2 separate regions of the Homo sapiens genome follow, and region 1 is linked to region 2. Evidence: chromatin loops called from intact Hi-C (ENCODE). Cell type or tissue: ascending aorta. All regions are shown on one strand. Each heading gives the region's core, and the rest is flanking DNA. Links, peaks and the distances in the headings are about the cores only.

Region 1 (11,419 bases), core at 3,263-8,262, 110 kb before region 2:
ATTTTATACTGGTGCCCTCACTCAACCGGTATAGTGTTGAGTTTAAAGTGTTGAGTTTAAAGATAAGCTAAACACTTTTGCCAAAATACACATCCTGAACTTGACCTTAGATATGAGTTAACAGTTACTGTCAACAGTATGCTACCTAGTAGATATATTTTATGATAAACACAATTAGCTTGACCCTTTGCAATTAATTTGGCTCTTACAGATAAAGCTGACATTTCAGCAGTAAGTGAGAAAGAATCAGCTCTCCAATAGTCACCGCTTTTATGAAGAGGATGGGGGTGGAAAGAGAAGAGGAACATTCCATTATGTGACTTGCTAACAAAAGTAATATATACATTAATTATCAACTGTATATATAATAATCTTGAAATTAAAATATTCTAGTCTGAATATTTTCCAAATGATTCAGTGTATTTTGAACCTTTCATTTGGAAAATGTTTAATCTAGAATATTTTAATTTAAAAATTATTATTTTCTAAAAATATAAAAATAGGTCACTTTTTTTTTTGGTGCCAGACTGTTTTTTGTTTTTTTTTTTTTTTTTTTTTTTTTTTTTTTTTTTTACTGTACTTTAAGTTTTAGGGTACATGTTCACAACTTGCAGGTTAGTTACATATGTATACATGTGCCATGTTGGTGTGCTGCCCCCATTAACTCATCATTTACATTAGGTATATCTCCTAATGTTATCCCTCTCCACTCATTCCACCCCACAACAGGCCCCGGTGTGTGATGTTCCCCTTCCTGTGTCCAAGTGTTCTCATTGTTCAATTCCCACCTGTGAGTGAGAAAATGTAGTGTTTGGTTTTTTGTCCTCGTGATAGTTTGCTGAGAATGATGGTTTCCAGCTTCATCCATGTCCCTACAAAGGACATGAACTCATCTTTTTTATGGCTGCATAGTATTCCATGGTGTATATGTGCCACATTTTCTTAATCCAGTCTATCATTGATGGACATTTGGGTTGGTTCCAAGTCTTTTCTATTGTGAATGGTGCTGCAATAAACATACGTGTTCATGTGTCTTTATAGCAAAATGATTTATTATTCTTTGGGTATATATCCAATAATGGGATGGCTGGGTCAAATGGTATTTCTAGTTCTAGATCCTTGAGGAATCGCCACACTGTCTTCCACAATGGTTGAATTAGTTTACCATCCCACCAATGTGTAAAAGTGTTCCTATTTCTCCAAATCCTCTCCAGCACCTGTTGTTTCCTGACTTTTTAATGATCACCATTCTGGTGTGAGATGGTATTTCATTGTGGTTTTGATTTGCATTTCTCTGATGGCCAGTGATGATGAGCATTTTTTCATGTGTCTGTTGGCTTCATAAATGTCTTCTTTTGATAAGTGTCTGTTCATATCCTTTACCTACTTTTTGATGGGGTTGTTTGTTTTTTTCTTGTAAATTTGTTTGAGTTCTTTGTAGATTCTGGATATTAGCCCTTTGTCAGATGAGTAGATTGCAAAAATTTTTTCCCATTCTGTAGGTTGCCTGTTCACTCTGATGGTAGTTTCTTTTGCTGTGCAGAAGCTCTTTAGTTTAATTAGATCCCATTTGTCAATTTTGGCTTTTGTTGCCATTGCTTTTGGTGTTTTAGTCATGAAGTCCTTGCCCATGCCTATGTCCTGAATGGTATTGCCTAGGTTTTCTTCTAGGGTTTTTATGGTTTTAGGTCTAACATTTAAGTCTTTAATCCATCTTGATTTAATTTTTGTATAAGGTGTAAGGAAGGGATCCAGTTTCAGCTTTCTACCTATGGCTAGCCACTTTTCCCAGCACCATTTATTAAATAGGGAATCCTTTCCCCATGTCTTGTTTTTGTCAGGTTTGTCAAAGATCAGATGGTTTTAGATGTGTAGTATTATTTCTGAGGGCTCTGCTCTGTTCCATTGGTCTATATCTCTGTTTTGGTCCCAGTACCATGCTGTTTTGGTTACTGTAGCCTTGTAGTATAGTTTGAAGTCACATAGCGTGATGCCTCCAGCTTTGTTCTTTTGGCTTAGGATTGACTTGGCAACGCAGGCTCTTTTATGGTTCCATATGAACTTTAAAGCAGTTTTTTCCAATTCTGTGAAGAAAGTCATTGGTAGCTTGATGGGGATGGCATTGAATCTATAAATTACCTTGGGCAGTATGGCCATTTTCCCGATATTGATTCTTCCTATCCATGAGCATGGAATGTTCTTCCATTTGTTTTTGTCCTCTTTTATTTCCTTGAGCAGTGGTTTGTAGTTCTCCTTGAAGAGGTCCTTCACATCCCTTGTAAGTTGGATTCCTAGGTATTTTATTCTCTTTGAAGCAATTGTGAATGGGAGTTCACTCATGATTTAAACAAAGAAAAATAGATCACTTTCTAATCACATTTCAGAAACAATAGATTGACATTAGAGAAGATGAAACTTTACTCACTGAATTTTGGCAAAAATTATTCACAATTGGTGGATGACAGTAAAAAGTGGATCTCAAGATATAATGGCAACCAATGATATTCTTGTTTTCATTTGAGACCTACAGGCTGTTAGTAATCTTTTTAAAACTAAAGCAGCTATTAGTACGGAATATAAAATAAGGTGAACTAAAACCAGGTTTTGAATCACTATAACATAAACTGTAAAACTAAGATTTATTTTTACAGTGAGGAATATTTACTTTCAACAAAATTTAAGTAAAAACAAAATAATTTTATATTGTTATTAATTAATATAAAATATGCATTTTAATTTGTCTTATTTTAATAATTCTTAGGTATATTTTAAATTTTTTATAGTTACATATTAGGTCAGTAGTATGTAGATGTATTTTGTGAACAAAAATTAATATAGTGGGTCTGTGTGAACAAATCTGGTTGTTTTTAACCTAATGAAGTATATAGTAGGGTGTACAATCAAAAGTGTCTTCATCCTCTACCTCCGTGTTAACCTTCCTAGCCTCTGGTAACCACCAATCTACTGTATCTTCACAAAATCCATTTTTTTAGCTCCCACTTATGTTTGAGAATATACAATATTTGTTTGTCATTCTGTGTTTGGCTTATTTTACTTAACGTAATGATGTCTAGCTCCACTGATGTTGCTGCAAATTATAAAATTTAATATTTTATGGCTGAATAATATTCCATTGTGTATATATAACACATTTTTTTAATCCATTCATTTGTTGATGGACACTTAGGTTGATTCCATATCTTAGCTATTGTGAATAGTGCTGCAATAAACATAGATGTGCAGATATCTCTTCAATATATTGATTTCCTTTCTTTTGGATGTATACCCAGTAGTGGAACTGCTGTAGCACTTGGCAGTTCTATTTTTAGTTTTTTGAGGAACCTCTATACTGTTTTCCATTCTGTACTAGTTTACTTTCTCACCAACAATGTACGGGGGTTCCCCTTTCTCCACAAGTTTGCCAGCATTCTTTATTCTCTATCTTTTTAATAAAAGCCATTTTAACTGGGGTGAGATGATAAGAGAATATGTAAACTCTAAAATTAAACTCGAATTTATTAGCAGAGTATGGGTTAAAGTTCATATATTTTCATGAGTTTTCAACTTTACTGCATGTTTGTTCTTAAGTGAGCAAGTCAGTCTACCCATTTAGGTGCTGAGGCTTAGAAAATGTTAGCCGAAAGTACCTTGAACTGAAGGAGATTGAGAGGGTCAAAGAATCGGGAAGATCACTTTGACTCTCTCCTGGTTTTTGTGTGAGAATTGACCATAAAGAAAGTTTCTGACTTATCTTGTCTGAAAGTAGATCATCCCAGAGGGATCCTGCCTCATACTCAGGAGGAAGGAATGCTACATGGAGAGACCAAGAAGAATCTGAACAAACAGGCCTTGCTAAGTTACTTCCAGTTTATTACCATTAGATCATATCCCTTTTATTCAGTCATCCTTTTACATGACTATCCATTCCTTACTGAACCTAAGCATAAAAATACACAGTTTTCTTTTAGTCTTTGGGTCTTTATTTCTGAAGCCTCCTATGGTCATGTAAAGTGTTGTCAAATATATTTGGTATGCTTTTATCTTGTTAACTTGTCTTTAATTACAGGTGTGTCCACCATGACCCTTGTGATGAGAGAGGAAAAGAAATTACCTTTTCTCCGCTACATAGATATCAACATCCTCATTTATGCTAACCCATTTGTGGCATTTATGCCAACCCGTTTGTGGCATAAATGATATCAAAAGACCCCTTCAAACCTCACATTTTGTATTACATAGAAAATTATTCTAAAATTAGGCATTTCAAACTCTTCCATTAAATTCTAGAGTTCCAGTGAGCTGATTTTCAGAGTTTGGTGACTGGCAGTATTCCCAGGGCCTGTGATAGACATGTAGGTTTTCTCCTGGTGCAGTTGAAATGACCCTCCAAAGCAAGACTCCACCACTGCTGTGAATTCCTGGGGCCTAGAAGAGGAACTTACAGGCTAATCCCTAAGCTTTTTTTGTTGTTGTTGTTTGTGTTTTGGTAGGGATGAGGCCTCACTATGTTGCCCAGGCTGGTCTTAAACTCCTGGCCCCAAATGGTACTCCTGCCTTGGCCTCTTAAAGTGTTGGGATTACAGGTGTAAGCCACCACACCCATCATCCTGAGTTTTAATGAATCATTTCAGAGTAACCTAGTATTTCCATCTGGGGCAGGCAGCATTTAGACCTGCTCTTCATATTACAGTGTGTGCTTTCTCCCACCTACTTCGTGTACAGACCACTTTGTTAGTCAGCTTACCTCTTTCCTCTACCATCCTTGGATTATCTCTTTGGCATTAAGGTTCGTACGCTTGAAAGATATAAATGTGGTCTTCCCTCCTTCTGGCTCCTCAAACTAACTATCCCCCAAGGGTTTCTTGAAAGAAGAATAATATGCCCATTTGGGATATGTTTGTTTTGTGTCTGCTCCTCCAGCAGCTAACTCTGCCCCAGTCCTGCAATGAGGATTTGGAGTCTAAGATATGAAAAGCAACCCATAAGAATTTTAGAGACTCATAAAGTTTGTAAACTAATGATCTTGGTCTTTCATTTTCTTTGGAAAGGTGGCAAACCAAAGTTGCATAGAGTCAGAAGGAATTTTTAAGACATAAGAAAATGCCTTTATTTAGGCTTTCATTCCTTGAAATGCTAGACAACTTGTCATTCTCCAGTAAAAAAAAAAAATCAAAAATGAAAAGGACTTCTGCATATTGGATGAAATGACCTTCAGAGGGGCAAAAACAAGATAATCTGATCCATGATAGAGGAAGAATGATATGGCCAGGAGGCAATGGCAGACAGCAACTGCTGTGAAGGGAGACAGGATTGACTGGGGACAGATCCAAGAAGACAAAAGAGAAACAACTCGCCAGGGAGTGGTTAAAAGTTCTTTCCTGTGCAATGCAGTGGAAAAAGCCAGAGGCACGAAGAGCTCAGAAGTCTATAAAAGAAATAAAGAAGAGCCAAGCAGAGCCAAACTCTGGGGCAGCCTGGGTGACAAATGATAGCTTGTTCCTAAATATCTCACCCTGTCACTTTAGTACTTGAAATGTCTACTATTAGTCATTTATTTGGGTGATGTTATCTCTAGAGTCAAATATCAGAAATTACATTAATTAAAGGGGAGACAGGAGGGGAAGTCATTGACAAGGAAATGTTAATTATTATTTCAGATTAGTTGATACTTTGGAAATCCAAGAGTGGAGTCCTAGGAGAACCTAGTACAGGAAGGCATATCCCTAGTCATTTACTGAAATACAAACTTACTTAGTTCTCCTTGTATCACTTATCACTCCCTGATAGTTTTTCTTTTCACCTTTTTATTCTTTCTCTTCCATTCTTTGACTCTTTCCACTAGTATCCATGAGCACAGAAACATACGTCTTGCTTACAGCTGCATGACCAGTGACTGGCATGTGGTCGAGCACATAGTAAGCTATCAAGAAATATGTGTTAACTGACTAGTGAATGGTTGAATGAATAAGTAAATGAATGAATAAATGAGGTAGTGGAAAAATGATGTAGGAAAAAAACCCAGAGATGGGTTTTTGTATGTGTGCAAAAGACAGGCATAAGTAAGGAGGTATGGTGCTGGGAACATGGCCAAGAAGAGAAAAGTGAGGAGTTTTGACACTTGGATACCTAAAGTTAGAAAATAAAGAGGATTATAAAAAATAAATTTTTCACTTTTACTCAACATTGGCCCTGGAAGTAAACATACTTACTGTGCTCTAATCTAAAGGGGTAAAACAACAACCAAAAGCTGTTACTATATTTCAGAACTATTAAGAGATCTTTGGAATGACACATCAGCAACACTACTTCTTTATTTGCTTGGGCTTTGATGAAAATATCCCATTTACTTTGTAAGAAATGTTACAGAACTGGGTGCTCTGAAATGCTGGTTTTTAAGTTACAGAAATAACAAGCATTTTGCTTAACTCTATGGTGGTCCTCGTTAAGCAAGTTCAGACATTGAATTCCAGTGAAACCTTCTCTATGAGCTTTGGTGGTTTATTTCATGACTGACTCCAAAGTTCATGTATAGAAAATAGACAAAAAGAACCCTTGATAAATTTAAAATTTAGTAGCTTCATTATTATTTTACTCCTTCAAGAAATGAGAACTGTTCAACATCACCAATCATCAGGGAAATGAAAATCAAAACCACAGTGAGATATCACCTCACTTCAATTAGAATGGCTATTATCAAAAAGGCAAAAGATAACAAGTGTTCCCAAGAACATGGAGGAAAGGGATCCTTTACTTACTATTGGTGAAAATGTAAATTAATACAGTCATTACAGAAAACAGTATGAAGGTTCCTCAAAACACTAAAAATAGAACTACCATATGATCCAGTCATGCACCTGAAGGATATATACCGAAAGGAAATTAAATCATATGTTGGAGAGATGTCTGCACTTCCATGTTTATTGCAGCATTATTCACAATAGCCAATATATGGAACCAAATTAAGTGTCCATCAGTGGATGAATGGATACAGAAAATGTGGTATATAAACACAATGAAATACTATTAAGCCATAAAAAAATTAAATTCTGTCATTTGCAAAAACAAGATTGAACTTGAGGGATATTAAGTTAAATGAAATAAACCAGACACAGAAAGACAAATACTGCGTGATCTCACCCATATGTGGAATCTAAAACAGCTGATTACATAGAATCAGAGTATATAATGGCTAAGGAGAGTGGGGGGAGGGGGAGGATGGAAAGCTGTTGGTCAATGGGTATAAAGTTACAGTTAGATAGGAGAGAAATAAGTTTTGGTGGCCTATTGTACAATAGGGTAACTGTAGTTGAAAACAATGCATTATATATTTCAAAATAGCTAGAAGAAGGGATTTTGAATATTCTCATTACAAAGAAATAATCAATTTACGAGGCGATTGATAGACTCTAGTTACCCAGATTTGACTATTTTACAATGAAGTATACATGTATAAGAGTATAGGAACATCACTGTAATCCCAGCACTCGGGAGGCCGAGGTAATCAGATCACCTGAGGTCAGGAGTTTGAGACCAGCCTGGCCATTATGGTGAAACACCGTCTCTACTAAAAATACAAAAATTAGCCAGGTGTAGTGGTGGGTGCTTGTAATTCCAGCTACTTGGGAGGCTGAGGCAGGAGAATAGCTTGAACCTGGGAGGCAGTGGTTGCAATGAGCCGAGATGGCGCCACTGCACTCCAGCCTGGGCGACAGAGTAAGACTCCATCTCAAAATAAATAAAAAAGGAGCATCACATTGTACCCGATAAAACTGTACAGTTATTATGTGTGTCAATTAAAAATAAAATAAAAACTTACAAAAAGGAAATGAGTAAAAAAAAAATCTAGCGTGGGAATAATTTGACTTGCCTATTTTACTTCCACAGAAATCGAATCAAGTCAAAGGGTTAGATAGTATAAATGGCCTTAAATGTTCCCCATCTTCTACAGCTATAAATTTGTTTGGTTCATTGCTGTGTTTTCTTGCCTTTTATTTTCCCTCTCCTCTCTTCCCCTTTTTAGTTTAGTTTAGTTTAGTTTAGTTTAGTTTAGTTTAGTTTAGTTTAGTTTAGTTTTGCATACTGGAAGTAAGAAAGCTGTGATAACTCAAAGGCACAATGAAGACCCTATACACAGCCTACCTGGCTGATCACCATTATTTTGAAGGGGAATTCTTGTGCTACCACCCATACTATTTCATCTTCAGAATTTCATTTCTGTTATTTCAGTGTTTCAAGGCTAATCAGTCACCATCTAATTGCAAGTGCCATCATCATCCAGGGCTACTGCCTAAAATTTTGTGAAAAAGTTAAGAAAGGGGAAAATAGTATTCATGTATTTGTGAAGGCAAGGTGAAGAAACCAAGGAAGATGTGGTTGGCCATTGTATTTTCTACTGTAATAAAAATGTTCCAGTGACAACTCAAAGATAAGGGCCTACTTACAGGGCCAAATACTCTCTTTTTTGTGTATTGTCATCACATTTACCAAGGTTATTGGAAGTGTATTGTAATTACTACACTTTGAAAAGGCCCACTGTCTCCAACTATGTGTATTTTACCCTATGTGAGAGAGACGTTCATTCTTAGGAATTGAGATTAGTCTTCCTTTATGGAAAGTTCACAACTGGTTTCAGTATTTCAAAAGGCACTTTACCAAAACAAGTCTTGGAAAGTAAAATGGAAAAAATTGTGTTTCTGTTTATTCATACTTCCAATTATTTATGTATACAGCTGGCCCCTAACTTATGATAGTGTGACTTTTGCTTTTTTGACTTCAAGATGATGCTAAAGCTATATGCACTCAGTACAGTATTCAATAAATTATAGGGGATATTCAACACTTTATTATAAAATGGGCTTTTTAAAGATTATTTTGTCCAACTATAGGCTAATGTAAGTGTTCTGAGAATGTTTAAGTTAGTCTAGCCTAAGTTATGATGTTCAGTAGGTCAAATGTATTAAATAAATTTCAAACTTTTGATGAATGTATCAGGATATATTTCCATTATAAATTGAGGAGCATCTATAATTAAAAGAAATATAAGTTTTAGTTATGCTATTGTTTGATGCGTTCCCTAAAGTTCATGTGTTGGAAATTTAAACACAAATGCAACAATGTTGAAAGGTAGGGCCTAATAAAAGGTGATTTGATCATGAGAGTTTTGCCTTCATGAATGAATTAATATCATTACTGTGGGAGATGGTCAGTTATTATAGAATGAGCTCCTGATAAAATGTATGAGTTCGACACCTCTCTTACTGGGTTTGTCACAGAGTGTCTGAGTGATATTTTAAAAATCCAAGTCAAATCATGTTTTCCTTTATTTAAACCATACTAATAGCTTCCAGTCTCAGCATGAAATGCAATCACTCCTCAAGACCAGGACCATTTACAACAACAGGATCTGACTCTCTGCTATCTCTCTCTCAACTCCAATCACATCCTCTTCCCATCTTGTCTCTCCCTATCAGCATTCAAATCCTTCTCCCTCTGCTCCAAGCAGACTTGCTTCCTTGCTACTTATTTCTGGAACACATCAAGGTGATTCCACACTAAGGCATTTGTACTTGGAGTTTCCTGCAATGGAATGTTCTTCTACCAGATTTTCACATGGCTTCCTGTTTCCTTTCCTCCAAATCTCTTTTCAAATGTTACCTTATCAGAGAGGTAGTCCTTTCCACCCTAGTCAGAAGTAGCTCAAATATCCCCTATTTCTTTCATTATCTACCTCCCTTAGTTTGCTTCATTTGCTTCCTTTTTTCATTGAATTTATCATCATGTGTGCGTAGATTTTTTTCTATTTGTGTTTTTTTGTCTCCCCTCACCAGAAGACAAAAAGCTAGTACTCTAACATCATGAAATCAGGAGTGATTTTCTTTGTTTTAATTGCTTTAATTTCAATGTTAAAATACAATGTGGCATATTCCTGGCACATCCCTAAAACTAACAAAAAAATTTTAAATTGAGACATGAAAAACCATTCAAAATATCAATGAATTCAGGAGTTGGTTTTTTTTGAAATATTGAAAATATTAATAAAATGGATAGGCCTCTACTTAGACTATTAAAGAAGAAAAGAGAAAAGATACCAATAAACACAATTAGAAATGATGAAAGGAATGCTACTTCTAACCCTACAGAAATAAAAACAACCATCAGAAACTATTACAAACATCTCTACACACACAAACTAGAAAACCTAGAAGAGATGAATAAATTCCTGGACACATACATAATTCCAAGACTGAATGAGAAAGAAATTAATTCTCTGAACAGACCAATAACCAGCTCTGAAACTGAATTAGTAATAAATAGCCCACTAACCAAAAAAACCCAGGACCTGATGGATGCACAGCCAAATTCTACCAGATGTACAAAGAAGAGCTGGTACCATTCCTACAGAAATATTACAAAAAATTGAGAAGGAGGGACTCATCCCTAACTCATTTTATGAGGCCAGTATCATCTTGATACCAAAACCCGGCAGACACACACACACAAAGAAAACTTCAGACCAATATCCTTGATGAACATCGATGCAATGGGTAAAAGACTCCCTATTTAATAAATAGTGCTAGGATTACTGGCTAGGCATATGCAGAAGACTGAAGCTGGACCCCTGCCTTCCACCACATACAAAAATCAACTCAAGATGGATTAAACACTTAAGTGTAAAACCCAATACTATGAAAACTCTGGAAGACAACCTAGGCAATACCATCCTGGACATAGGAACCAGCAATGATTTCATAACTAAGACACCAAAAGCAATCACAACAAAAGCAAAAATTGATAAGTTGGATCTAATTAAACTTAAGAGTGACCGCACAGCAAAAGAAACTCTCAACAGAGTAAACAGATGACCTACAGAATGGGAGAAAATATTTGCAAACTATGCATCCGACAATGGTCTAGTATCCAGGATCTGTAAGAAACTTAAACAAATTTACAAGAGAAAAACAAATAACCCCATTAAAAAGTGGGCAAAAGACATAGACACTTCTTAAAAGAAGGCATACATGTGGCCAACAAGCATATGAAAAAAAGCTCAATATCAGTGATCATTAGAGAAATGCAAATCAAAACCACAATGAGATACTATCTCACACAAGTCAGAATGGCTATTATTAAAAAGTCAGAAAATAACAGATGCTGGTGGGTTGTGGAGAAAAGGGAATCCTTATATACTGTTGGTGGGAGTGTGAACTAGTTCAACCATCGTTGAGAGCAGTATGGCAATTCCTCAAAGAGCTAAAAGCAGAATTATTCAACTCAGCAATCTCATTACGGTACATACCCAGAGAAATATAAATTATTCTACCATAAAGACACATGCACGCAAATGTTCATTGCAGCACTATTCAAAGTAGCAAAGACACGGAATCAACCTAAATGCCCAACAATGACATATCAGATAAAG
Region 2 (11,419 bases), core at 2,107-7,106:
GTTGAACTAGTTTACAGTCCCATCAACAGTGTAAAAGTGTTCCTATTTCTCCACATCCTCTCCAGCACCTGTTGTTTCCTGACTTTTTAATGATTGCCATTCTAACTGGTGTGAGATGGTATCTCATTGTGCTTTTGATTTGCATTTCTCTGGTGGCCAGTGATGGTGAGCATTTTTTCATGTGTTTTTTGGCTGCATAAATGTCTTCTTTGAGAAGTGTCTGTTCATGTCCTTTGCCCACTTTTGGATGGGGTTGTTTGTTTTTTTCTTGTAAATTTGTTTGAGTTCATTGTAGATTCTGGATATTAGTCCTTTGTCAGATGAGTAGGTTGCGAAAATTTTCTCCCATTTTGTAGGTTGCCTGTTCACTCTGATGGTAGTTTGTTTTGCTGTGCACAAGCTCTTTAGTTTAATTAGATCCCATTTGTCAATTTTGGCTTTTGTTGCCATAGCTTTTGGTGCTTTAGACATGAAGTCCTTGTCCATGCCTATGTCCTGAATGTTAATGCCTAGGTTTTCTTCTAGGGTTTTTATGGTTTTAGGTCTAACATTTAAGTCTTTAATCCATCTTGAATTAATTTTTGTATAAGGTGTAAGGAAGGGATCCAGTTTCAGCTTTCTACATATGGCTAGCCAGTTTGCCCAGCACCATTTAGTAAATAGGGAATCCTTTCCCCATTACTTATTTTTCTCAGGTTTGTCAAAGATCAGATAGTTGTAGATATGCGGCGTTATTTCTGAGGGCTCTGTTCTGTTCCATTGATCTATATATCTGTTTTGGTACCAGTACCATGCTGTTTTGGTTACTGTAGCCTTGTAGTATAGTTTGAAGTCAGGTAGCGTGATGCCTCCAGCTTCGTTCTTTTGGCTTAGGATTGACTTGGTGACGCAGGCTCTTTTTTGGTTCCATATGAACTTTAAAGTAGTTTTTTCCAACTCTGGGAAGAAAGTCATTGGTAGCTTGATGGGGATGGTATTGAATCTATAAATTACCTTGGGCAGTATGGCCATTTTCATGATATTGATTCTTCCTACCCATGAGCATGGAATGTTCTTCCATTTGTTTGCATCCTCTTTTATTTCATTGAGCAGTGGTTTGTAGTTCTCCTTGAAGAGGTCCTTCACATCCCTTGTAAGTTGGATTCCTAGGTATTTTATTCTCTTTGAAGCAATTGTGAATGGGAGTTCACTCATGATTTGGCTCTCTGTTTGTCTGTTGTTGGTGTATAAGAATGCTTGTGATTTTTTACATTGATTTTGTATCCTGAGACTTTGCTGAAGTTGTTTATCAGCTTAAGGAGATTTTGGGTTGAGACAATGGGGTTTTCTAGATATACAATCATGTCATCTGCAAACAGGGACAATTTGACTTTCTCTTTTCCTAATTGAATACCCTTTATTTCCTTCTCCTGCCTCATTGCCCTGGCCAGAACTTCCAACAGTATGTTGAATAGGAGTGGTGAGAGAGGGCATCCCTGTCTTGTGCCAGTTTTCAAGGGGAATGCTTCCAGTTTTCCAGTTTTTGCCCATTCAGTATGATATTGGCTGTGGGTTTGTCATAGATAGCTCTTATTATTTTGAGATACTTCCCATCAATACCTAATTTATTGAGAATTTGCAGCACACCAGCATGGCACATGTATACATATGTAACTAACCTGCACATTGTGCACATGTACCCTAAAACTTAAAGTATAATAATAATAAAATAAAAAAAAAGTTGTAGATCACTATTCTAACATATCAAGCAAGAAAATATTATGCTTGGGAAAGTTTCTTGAAGTGGAATGAGGTATTATGCAAAATGAAGATGAATGAGATTTGGTTATCAAAATGCTAACCATCAACACCTACCTGCCAATCAAAATGTATTGGTAACTTATTTTAAATTTCAGATAAAAAATTATATATATTCTAATGAATCCAAAATAAGTATAAAAAGATAAATAGTATATCCAGAGAAATTAATTATGTAAAAGAATTTTCTGTCTCAGATTATACATCAAAGATATGGTCATGTCTGTTTTACTTACTTCGTATAATATTATGTCACATATGTAAATTGATAGCTCTATTAAAACTGTAAAAAATATTTTAAAAAATCATTTTATACTGAAACATTCTAAAACAAAGCTTTTCAATTTACAGATGAAAAAACTGAGTATCACAGGTGTTAGTGACAAAGCAGGGCTAAAACATTAGTGTCAACTCTGTGTCCAATATTTTTCTCAACCCATAATTTAGTAATGACTTTTCCAGTTGTGTTTAGTGTATTTAAAATCACATTCATGTGGCTAGTTAAAAGAAACAGCTTTTAATTATGGAGGAAATTACTGAAAGTATGTATTGCACATAAACTTTGTGCCCAACACTCAGCTAGAAATTATGGCAAGATGTGTAGTGTAGTGTTTAAGTGTGGCAATTTTAATGAAGAGAGCTGGGAGTGCTTTTGCAAAAGATGACTAAGTAGAAAACAATGTGTGATATCTCACATTTTCAAATAGTGTTGTCATTAAAAGTAAAGGGTCTGAACTCAAGCTGATTGAGTTCCAATATAGGTTCTACTAATTCCCAGCTATGAAACTTTGGTCAAGTTATTTTACCTCCCTTAGCCTCAGTTTTCTCATGTTGTAAAACAAAGTTTTCACCTTCCTCCAAAGGTTGTTATGAGGATAAAATGGCATAAAGTAGTCAAAGCCCTTGTGGGCCAGAGCCTAACAGGAAGTAAGTGGTTAATAAATATATTATCATCATTATTATTATCATTCAAATGGTGTTAAAGTCCAGCAGTTCTTCCTGAAATGTGAAAAACTCCGGAGATGTTTTCTCCTTGGCTATTAGTTTATGGTCACAAATAATGTGTTTAGATTTTTCTGTATCTGTTCATAAAGTTAGGCAAAAACATATCATGGGATTATTATGTGATTAAAATAAGATAGTCTATGTACAGTGCCTAGCAAAGTACCTTGTGCTTGATAAATCTTAGGCCCCACCCTTTCTCCCTCACAAAGAATAGGTTCTAGATATTTCTGTGAACAGGCAAAGATAGGAATATTTTCCCCAAATAAAGTGCTTAAAACAGGTACGGTGGACATTAGAGACAAGTCAAAGAGAAAAATTATAGTAACTTTTGACAAGTTGGATACTGGAGATGAAGGGAGAGAAGACTTAAGAAGGCTAAGGTTTTCTGAGACCAGAATAAAAGAACAAGTCACAGAAATGAGGAGCTGGCTAAAATGGTTAGTTACCTTGTTGAAGACGAAAGTGAAGAGGATGGTTTGAAGTGAAATATAGAGAGATAATTTTTAAAATTTAACATCTCGTAATTCTGTAAGCATGTCAGATAGAGCTACCAGCTAAGAAGTTAAATAGACTCCAAAATTCTGTCATGATTAGCAAGAGAGATCAGAGATGTTCCCTAAATCGACAAAGTCTGTGACAGAAGTTTAATTATAAATTACGTATCTGTTCTGAAGGGCAGGTAATACAAAAGAATTAAGGGTAGCAGACCCACCAAGAGCAAAAGGACCCAGAAAGAGACAGCAGAATAACAGCAAACTCATTGGTTCTGCATAATTTAGCCAAGAGTCTTCCATAGAAATGTGTTATTAAAGCAACTGAGCTCTGAAACTTTGATCAACTGAGCTCTGAAACCAATTTCATTAATGGGATTCTCCCCACACTAAGAATATTGGAAGCCATATACAATAGGTTGAATTGCATTCCCCTAAAATGTGACCCTATTTGGAAGTAGAATTGTTGTAGATATTAATTAGTTAAGGTAAAATGCAGTCATACTGGACTAGGGTAGCCCCTCATCCAGTATGACTGGTTTCCTTATAAAAAGGGGAAAGTAGGACACAGATAAGCAAATGTGGAAGACACCATGTGAAGATGACATCAGAAACTGAAGTGACACTTCTACAAATCAAGGAACGACAGATTGTTAACAAACCACCAAATGCTAGGAAAGAGGCATGAAACAGATTCTCTGTCACAGCCCTCAGAAGGAACTGACCCTGCTGACACCTTGGTCTCAAACTTCTATCCTCTAGAACATTGAGACAACACAGTTCTGTTGTCTAAGCCACCCAATTTGGTTATTGCAGCACCAGCAAACTAATACACATTACATTTCTCTGGCAATATCCCACTGTTGACTATCATTGCTACACGTTACAGAGAACTTTATGTCTTTTCTTAAAAAGAAGAATTCTTTGATGCAACAAGAAGAATTCAAAGAATACTTAAGAATAGATTTTGGGGGGTTTAAGGGAGGCCTATTAAAGCTGAGAAGCAAGTGATGCTGATATGGATCTGCATCGCCACCAAATCTCACATCAAATTGTAATCTCTAATGTTGAAGGTGGGGTCTAGTGGGTGGCTGGACCATGGGGACAGTTTCTCCTGAATGGTTTAACATCATCCCCCTTGGTGCTGTCATCAAAATAGTGAGTTCTCATGAGATCTGGTTGTTTAAGGTGTGTGGCACCTTACCCCTCTCTCTTTCTCCTGCTCTATTATGTGAAGTGCTGGCTTCCCTTTTGCCTTCTGCCATTATGGTAAGTTTCCTGAGGCCTCTCTGGAAGCTGAGCAGAAGCCACTATGCCTCCTATACAGCCTGCAGAATTGTGAGCCAATTAAACCTCCTTTATTTATAAATTACCCAGTCTCAGGTATTTCTTTATTTCAGTGTGAGAACAGACTCATACAGATACACAAATGAATTGCCTATGTCCAGTGAATATGACGTAAAAGAATAGGAGGAATACAAAGATGTCAGGCTTATTAATTTCACACAAGTAAAAGAACATTGTCAGCTTGTTGTATGTCACAATAAAAACTAATGCATATAGTTAAATTTGCAGAGTACACACGTAGAGAATCGGAGTTGACTATTTTGTTTTATTGTAGAGTCCAAATATTTTACGTATTCTAAAGAGCCCATAAAAATAACAGAACAGTAAATGACTTTAGACAGCATCTCATCTTGTAAACGTGGAACTGAGAGCAAGGAAGAGTAAGTGGCAGTCACAGCACTAGCCAAAGTCAGAGGCCTTGTGTCATACAGACTGAGAAGAGGTTGAAGCCCTTGGATTGAGTCAGAATCTCTGTCCCTAGACCTTGCTCGGTGTCCTTAGGTTGCTTGTTCAAAGCATGGTCCCTGAAGCCAATCATGCCAAGAATGTTTATGAAGCTAGCTATTCCCACAGAAACTCTGATTTGGCCTCATAAGCTACTGAGTCATTATGACTCAAGAATTTAGCTAGTTTGTGCCATTCTTTTTGGTTCCTGACCTAATTATGGAAATGCCGAGCTTGAGCTGTGAGAGCTTCTTGTGCTAATAAAAATAGATTCACAGACATGGTGAATTCACAGACATTGGGAAGGAGCAAAATCTGGGAAGTCATCTCATTATTCATTGTATTTGCCCCCTTCCCACTTTCCTCTTATCATCCCCTGAAGATCAAAAAGTGCAGATTGAAAATATCTTAGAAAGAGTCAGACTCCTTTGATTTACAAAAAGGAGACTGAGACTCACAGTAATTGTGCCTTGCCTATGGTTACACAATGAGTTTATAGAAAAACTGGGCTAGACCAAGTTTCCCAGATTCCAAGTTCAGCTTTCTTGAAATAACACTACTCTGCCATCCCAGGGGAGACTTTTTTCCATATATACTGTGTGTGCATATGTGTGTGTGTGTGTGTGCGCGTGTGTATTCAACATTAAGTGAAACAAGCATTCCTGCCTTGCTATTGATTGAATTGATATTGTTAACTCTTACATGTGAAGTATAGATGATAAACAATGGACAAGTCATGCTACAAGTTTGTCCAACCCCTGACCCCTTTATGCATTTTATTATTATAGCCCTAGTATACAGAGGAAATTGATTCTTTTCCAATCACTTTCATTCAAGGATATTATATTTCTGTATAAAAGCTTTGGTGGACTGATAGTTTCCATGAAAACATACAAATGAATATAATAGATAGACCTGTGCCAAACACACATTTATGGCGTGTTCTCAAAGTACTCTAAAAGTAAAGTAATTCTTTTGGGACTAGCCAAAGCATATTTTTAAATACTCTGTGCCAAGATCTCTGCAATTCAGCTACTAACTGACAATAGTTGGCAGTCTTGAGTTCATTCAATCCATGTGTACAAGAGCCTCACTTTCAATATAATGGCTGGCTCAATCCTATGGTTGTAGTACTAGCGAGAATTACTCTGAAGTTAATAGGTCATAGTCTTCTTAGCATGGAGTGAAATACAAACAATCAACAGAGTTTACTGAACTCTTAAATGGCTAATTTGGGCCGGGCACACTGGCTCATGCTTGTAATCCCAGTACTTTGGGAGGCCAAGGCAGGTAGATCACTTGAGGCCAGGAGTCTGAGACCAGCCTGGCCAATATGGTAGAACCCCATCTCTACTAAAAATACAAAAATGAGCCATGTGTGGTGGTGCGTACCTGTAATGCCAGCTACTCAGGAGGTTGAGGCAGGAGAATCACTTGAACCTGGGAGTTGGAGGTTGCAGTCAGCTGAGATCACACCACTGCATTCCAGCCTGGGTGACAGAGAAAGATTCTGTCTCAGATAATAATAATAAATAAATAATAAAATTAAATGGCTTCAAATTTATTTTTCAGATGACTTGTCTAAATTACTCAACGTGTAGATCATAAACTTTGAGTCATAAGGCGCAGTCCTATAGTTTTATTAACTCCTTTTATTCTAATTGTTGTTCTGTCACAAGTCTGCACTTCAATTAGCTTGTAAAGGATTAATTGATAACCTCACAAAGTGCAGACATCAAAAGAAAAAAAGAAAACCAAATTCTGCATGGCAGTTTAGGCCATAACATAATCAAGCTAAAAGTCCTACTATTTATAAAATCTGATCCTAGTTTAAATGAAACCAATACATTCTCATTAATAATAAGTTTTTTTCTTAGCATCTTCTTTTTTCCAATATGCCTATCAAGAAAAACATTAATTTCAGTTGGTACATGGGATTTGCTGTTCATGGTCAGACCTATTTCTGTTCTTCATTTTTAGATTTCTCCATCTACTTTCAGATGCCTGAAAATTTTAGAGAAACAAAACTTTTCATTTTATAAGCAGAGACTAAGAAGGAAAAATACACATGAACATGCTAGGCAATTCCATAAGTGTTAAATGTATGAACGGTACCTCTAAAGGAAATAATTTCCACACAAATAGTTGCAACTTATTTGCTAAAACCATTCCATTTTACTGAATTTGAATTCAAATGGAACTATCTGAATATTCCTCACTAAAAATCTGAGTACACATATTGTCTTGTCACTATGTTTTTAGGGATACTTTTCAGGGATGGTGATTGGAAGCTTAACGCTTGACATAGAGTACAAAGGTGTGAAACCCTCCATTCACACAGGGAAGGATCCTGCTATCGCAGGAACAGAACATGTGGAAATCTGGTTCCAAATTCCACCTGACAACCAGCATAACAGCAATAGAGCTACAGTTTCCAGAAAGAATCATTTCTATTTCCAATATTAACAATTTTTGAGCTGAATTCTTCTCTACCACATTTAAATAAGACAGTTCCTCAATAAAGGGGCAGCAGTTAACCTAGAAGAAAGAATATATTTGAAAAATATTCTGGCCTTTAAAATGTCTAATAAAAAATATTTCTTTCCCTCTAAAACATCAAATAACAATACTCAAAATTATTCATGGTATTTCTGTATGTCTGATTTCACTACACACATTTTTTTTAACTAATTGTGTCTTGCCTAAAATTCTAGAAGCCAGACCCTGTCTAGAATGGACAATTCCAATCTCAGCAGGATTCTCTTTCCTGAGAGGGAAAAAATATTCCTTGTCATTCTTGTCTCAGATTGGAGGAAAGTGGCCAGGAATTTTCATAGGTAGACTTCTTTGGTCAAGTTGCTAAATTTCTGGAATCAAAATAGGCCTTCACTGGGATGGGTTGTGAAAGTGATGTTTGTTCAGTTCTTACATTTGGGGGTAAGTAGATGCCCTGAGTAGAAAATGTGAATGTCTGTCCAAGAGATGTGGGAGTGCCTGTTACCACTTCCTTTCCACAGCATTTCTCTCACTGGCTTGCTGCATCTGGAATTTCTCGGCTTCTTTATGAAAATGTTGATGTTTATTCAGACTTTCTGAAACTTCACAATGATAGTCAGATGTCTGTGGCCACCTAGGTCACTGAATGGGAGGCTGGCAGCTCTGGAGACCACTGAGGCTGGCACCTGCAACACATCTCCAGAGATGTAAAAGCAGACTGGTCAAAGTCAAGTCCAGAGAGATGATGTGTGAATGTTTAGTCTGAGGCATTTTTTATCCGAGTCTCTTTTTTTTGACAACTTAAACTCACCCTTCTAAGTTCGTTGGTCTGACTTAGTTCTTACAAAATGAAGTATAAACTATTTTTCTTTCTTGGCCTGGCAAAAAAAGTAAGACTCTTTTCCGATATGAATATGAAGGGAAGTTGTGAGAAACTTAGGACAGCTGAAATTAGTGAAGTGATTGTACCTTTTAGGAAGACAAACAATTCATTCAAAATGCACTGCAAGTTATAGAACTGCAATTAAATATGCATCACATTTACACATTTTATTCTAATATCCCAGGGCACTCCAATCCCAACCTTCTCACCATGATTCCTGAACAAAGGGGACAACTGTGTGGTAAAGGATAAATGGAGAAAGAAACACTTACAATTGGTCTGAGGATTGCTATGGTTTATCCCACTGTACCTGGATGAGTTTCTCATTAAACTGCAGTTTATTTTGTTGCAGAATTAGGTAAGGTGAAAATGAAGCTGAAAATCAATCAAGTATTTTTTTCACACCTGTGCTTCTACAACTACAGTAGAGTTGAAGAATATAGAGATGTAGGCATTTCAACATAATGATTCAGGATGACCCTCTGTGAGCACAGGAACAGCCACACAGACTAGTTCATCTTTTCAAAGCAAGGGGAAAGGACAGTCTCTGAAAGGGAAAGTCTACCATGGAATTCATTTTGCAATTCAGGGAGTATTTGGGGAACCAAAGATGTAAAAAGACATTTTGACTTATTCAACCTTTTGGTATTCCATTAAAGTTAAAACATACAATCTGTTTGCTGAAAGATATTTCTAACTTATTGAATATCAGCCCATCAAGGAAGAATATGGCAGGAAACGTCTTACAGTTGCTTACAATGGGCAGCAGCCAAGACTAAACATTCATTATTATGGGGTAAACCTTTGTATATCTAAGCACACAATTTTTCAGATAGAATGCATATATAGACTTAGCATCTGGAAAATTTCTAATAATCTCCAATCTGGGTTCATTTTTTAATGGTAGACTAACCACAGCTATGGAAATGCTTGGACTGCACTTCCACAAGGATATTTTGGGCCAAGTAAGGTTGGCGGTATAGGGACTTCATTTCAGAACTTGGCAGTGCTTCTCCTAACTAGCAGGTGTTGGAACTAATAACAGAATCAAGTGGGTAATAATCAGCAGAACATTTATAAATGAAGGCAACAGAGCTCCACTGTTCTCACTGGTGTGCCTGATAAAATGCAAAGTCCCTGGATACATTCATTTCTGCCCATGTTTTATTTGCTTGGAAAAATGTTTGATATGTGAAGACATGTTTACAAGATTTTATCTGTTCTCAAAATATCAATATAATTTACTCAATTACTCTGAGAAAAAAAGAAAATCTCAACTTATCTGTACTACGCTTCGCCAGAGAAACAGAATCAATAGAATGTACACACACACACACACACACACACACACACACACACAGAGAGAAAGAGAGAGAGAGAGAGAGACAAGCATGCATAAAGACAGAGACTGTGGTAAGTCTGAAATCTGCACAGCAGAATGGCAGCCTGGAAATTTTGGCAGGAGTTGATGTCATACTCTTGATTCTTACGACAGTCTTGAAGGAGAATTCCTTCCTCTTTGTGAGACCTCAGTCTATTCTCTTGAGACCTTTAACTGATTGAATGAGGCCCACCCACAGTGCAAAAGGTAATATACTTTTCTCTAAGTCTATTTGTTGATTTAACTGTTAGTAACGTATAAAATATATCTTCACAGCAACATCTAAGCTAATGTTTGACCAAACAAGTGGGCAACATGGTCTAGCCAAGTCGACACATAAAATTAGCTGACTGTGAGCAAAACACCCTATCCCAAAATATGGCACCTTGGAGGTCACTTTCTGTGTGACTTCTCCTACCTTGCTGTGTAAGAGCTGTTCATAAAAATTCTCTGACCTTCCTCCCCTAAAAGTAGGTCATAAGAATTTCATGTGACAGATGTCCTGCCCTACACCCGTGGGGGAAGAAATGTCATACCGTTAAACAGAAAATAATCTTAACAAATAGAACTTGCTGAACCTCCCCTTCCCCTAGTTTATTACTGTTAGATCATCCTCTTTTTTTGTCCATTCATATTTCTCCACAATTATCCACTTCTTTCATCAGATTTAGCCTAAAATTACAGTTTTTCCCGGGTCTTCGGGTCTTCATTTCTGAAGCCTCCTATATCACATTTACTTTGGTCAAATAAACATGGTACCTTTTTCTCTTGTCAATCTGTCTTTTATTACAGGTGTGTGTGATGGTTAATACTGTGTGTCAACTTGATTGGATTGAAGGTTACACAGTACTGATACTGGGTGTGTCTGTGGGGGTGTTGCCAAAAGAGATTAACATTTGACTCAGTGGGCTGGGAAAGGCCGATCCACCCTTAATCTGGATGGGCACAATCTAATCAGTTGCCAGCTTGGCTAGAATATAAACAGGAAGAAAAATGTGAAAACAGAGACTGGCCTAGCCTCCAAGCCCACATCTTTATCCCGTGCTGGATCCTTCCTGCCCTCGAACATCGGAATCCATGTTCTTCAGTTTTGGAAATAGAACTGACTCTCCTTGTTCCTCAGCCTGCAGATGGCTTATTGTGGGACCTCGTGATCATGTGAGTCAATACTTAATTTTATATATATATATATGTCCCATTAGTTCTGTCTCTCTAGAGAACCCTGACTAATACAGGGTGTCAGGCATGAATTTTTCAACTGGTGAGAAAAAGATGTCACTTACTTTCCCTACATAACCACCACAGCATCTTATGCATAATTCACATTTTTATCACTTAAATATGCTCAAATGGGTTTGTGGAAAACTATAAACCTACAAAACTATAAAGTATGAACTATAAGTTTATCATAAATTATTTCAATCTCATGCTTCTAGTTTTCATTTGCCCCTTTATCTGAATTTTGCCCATGAAAAATGTTATTTGGAAATTATTATACTTAAGCCTGTAGATCCGCCAATGTATGGCAAAGCTACTTGAAATCTAAATCAACATTGTATATAAATTTTGTAATAT

The links. A loop is a pair of places that touch in the nucleus more often than their neighbours do. Peaks named below come from ENCODE experiments on the same cell type or tissue, not always from the same donor. Only the 100,000 strongest peaks of a DNase experiment are listed, where the experiment ranks them.
Region 1: a loop joins it to region 2, with 6 times the contacts of the local background. A loop is called at or near these places in 2 of 110 quality-filtered maps.

What each region holds. Positions count from the first base shown.
Region 1 is chr3:99,234,867-99,246,285 of GRCh38, reverse strand. No RefSeq gene overlaps it. Among named protein-coding and RNA genes, the nearest start is that of LINC00973, 330 kb to the right of the region's middle. In ascending aorta, for the core only: no CTCF peak of the experiment used is centred there; no DNase peak of the experiment used is centred there; H3K27ac peaks cover 3,445 bases.
Region 2 is chr3:99,123,114-99,134,532 of GRCh38, reverse strand. No RefSeq gene overlaps it. Among named protein-coding and RNA genes, the nearest start is that of LINC00973, 210 kb to the right of the region's middle. In ascending aorta, for the core only: no CTCF peak of the experiment used is centred there; a DNase peak (open chromatin) is centred at 5,142; H3K27ac peaks cover 3,577 bases.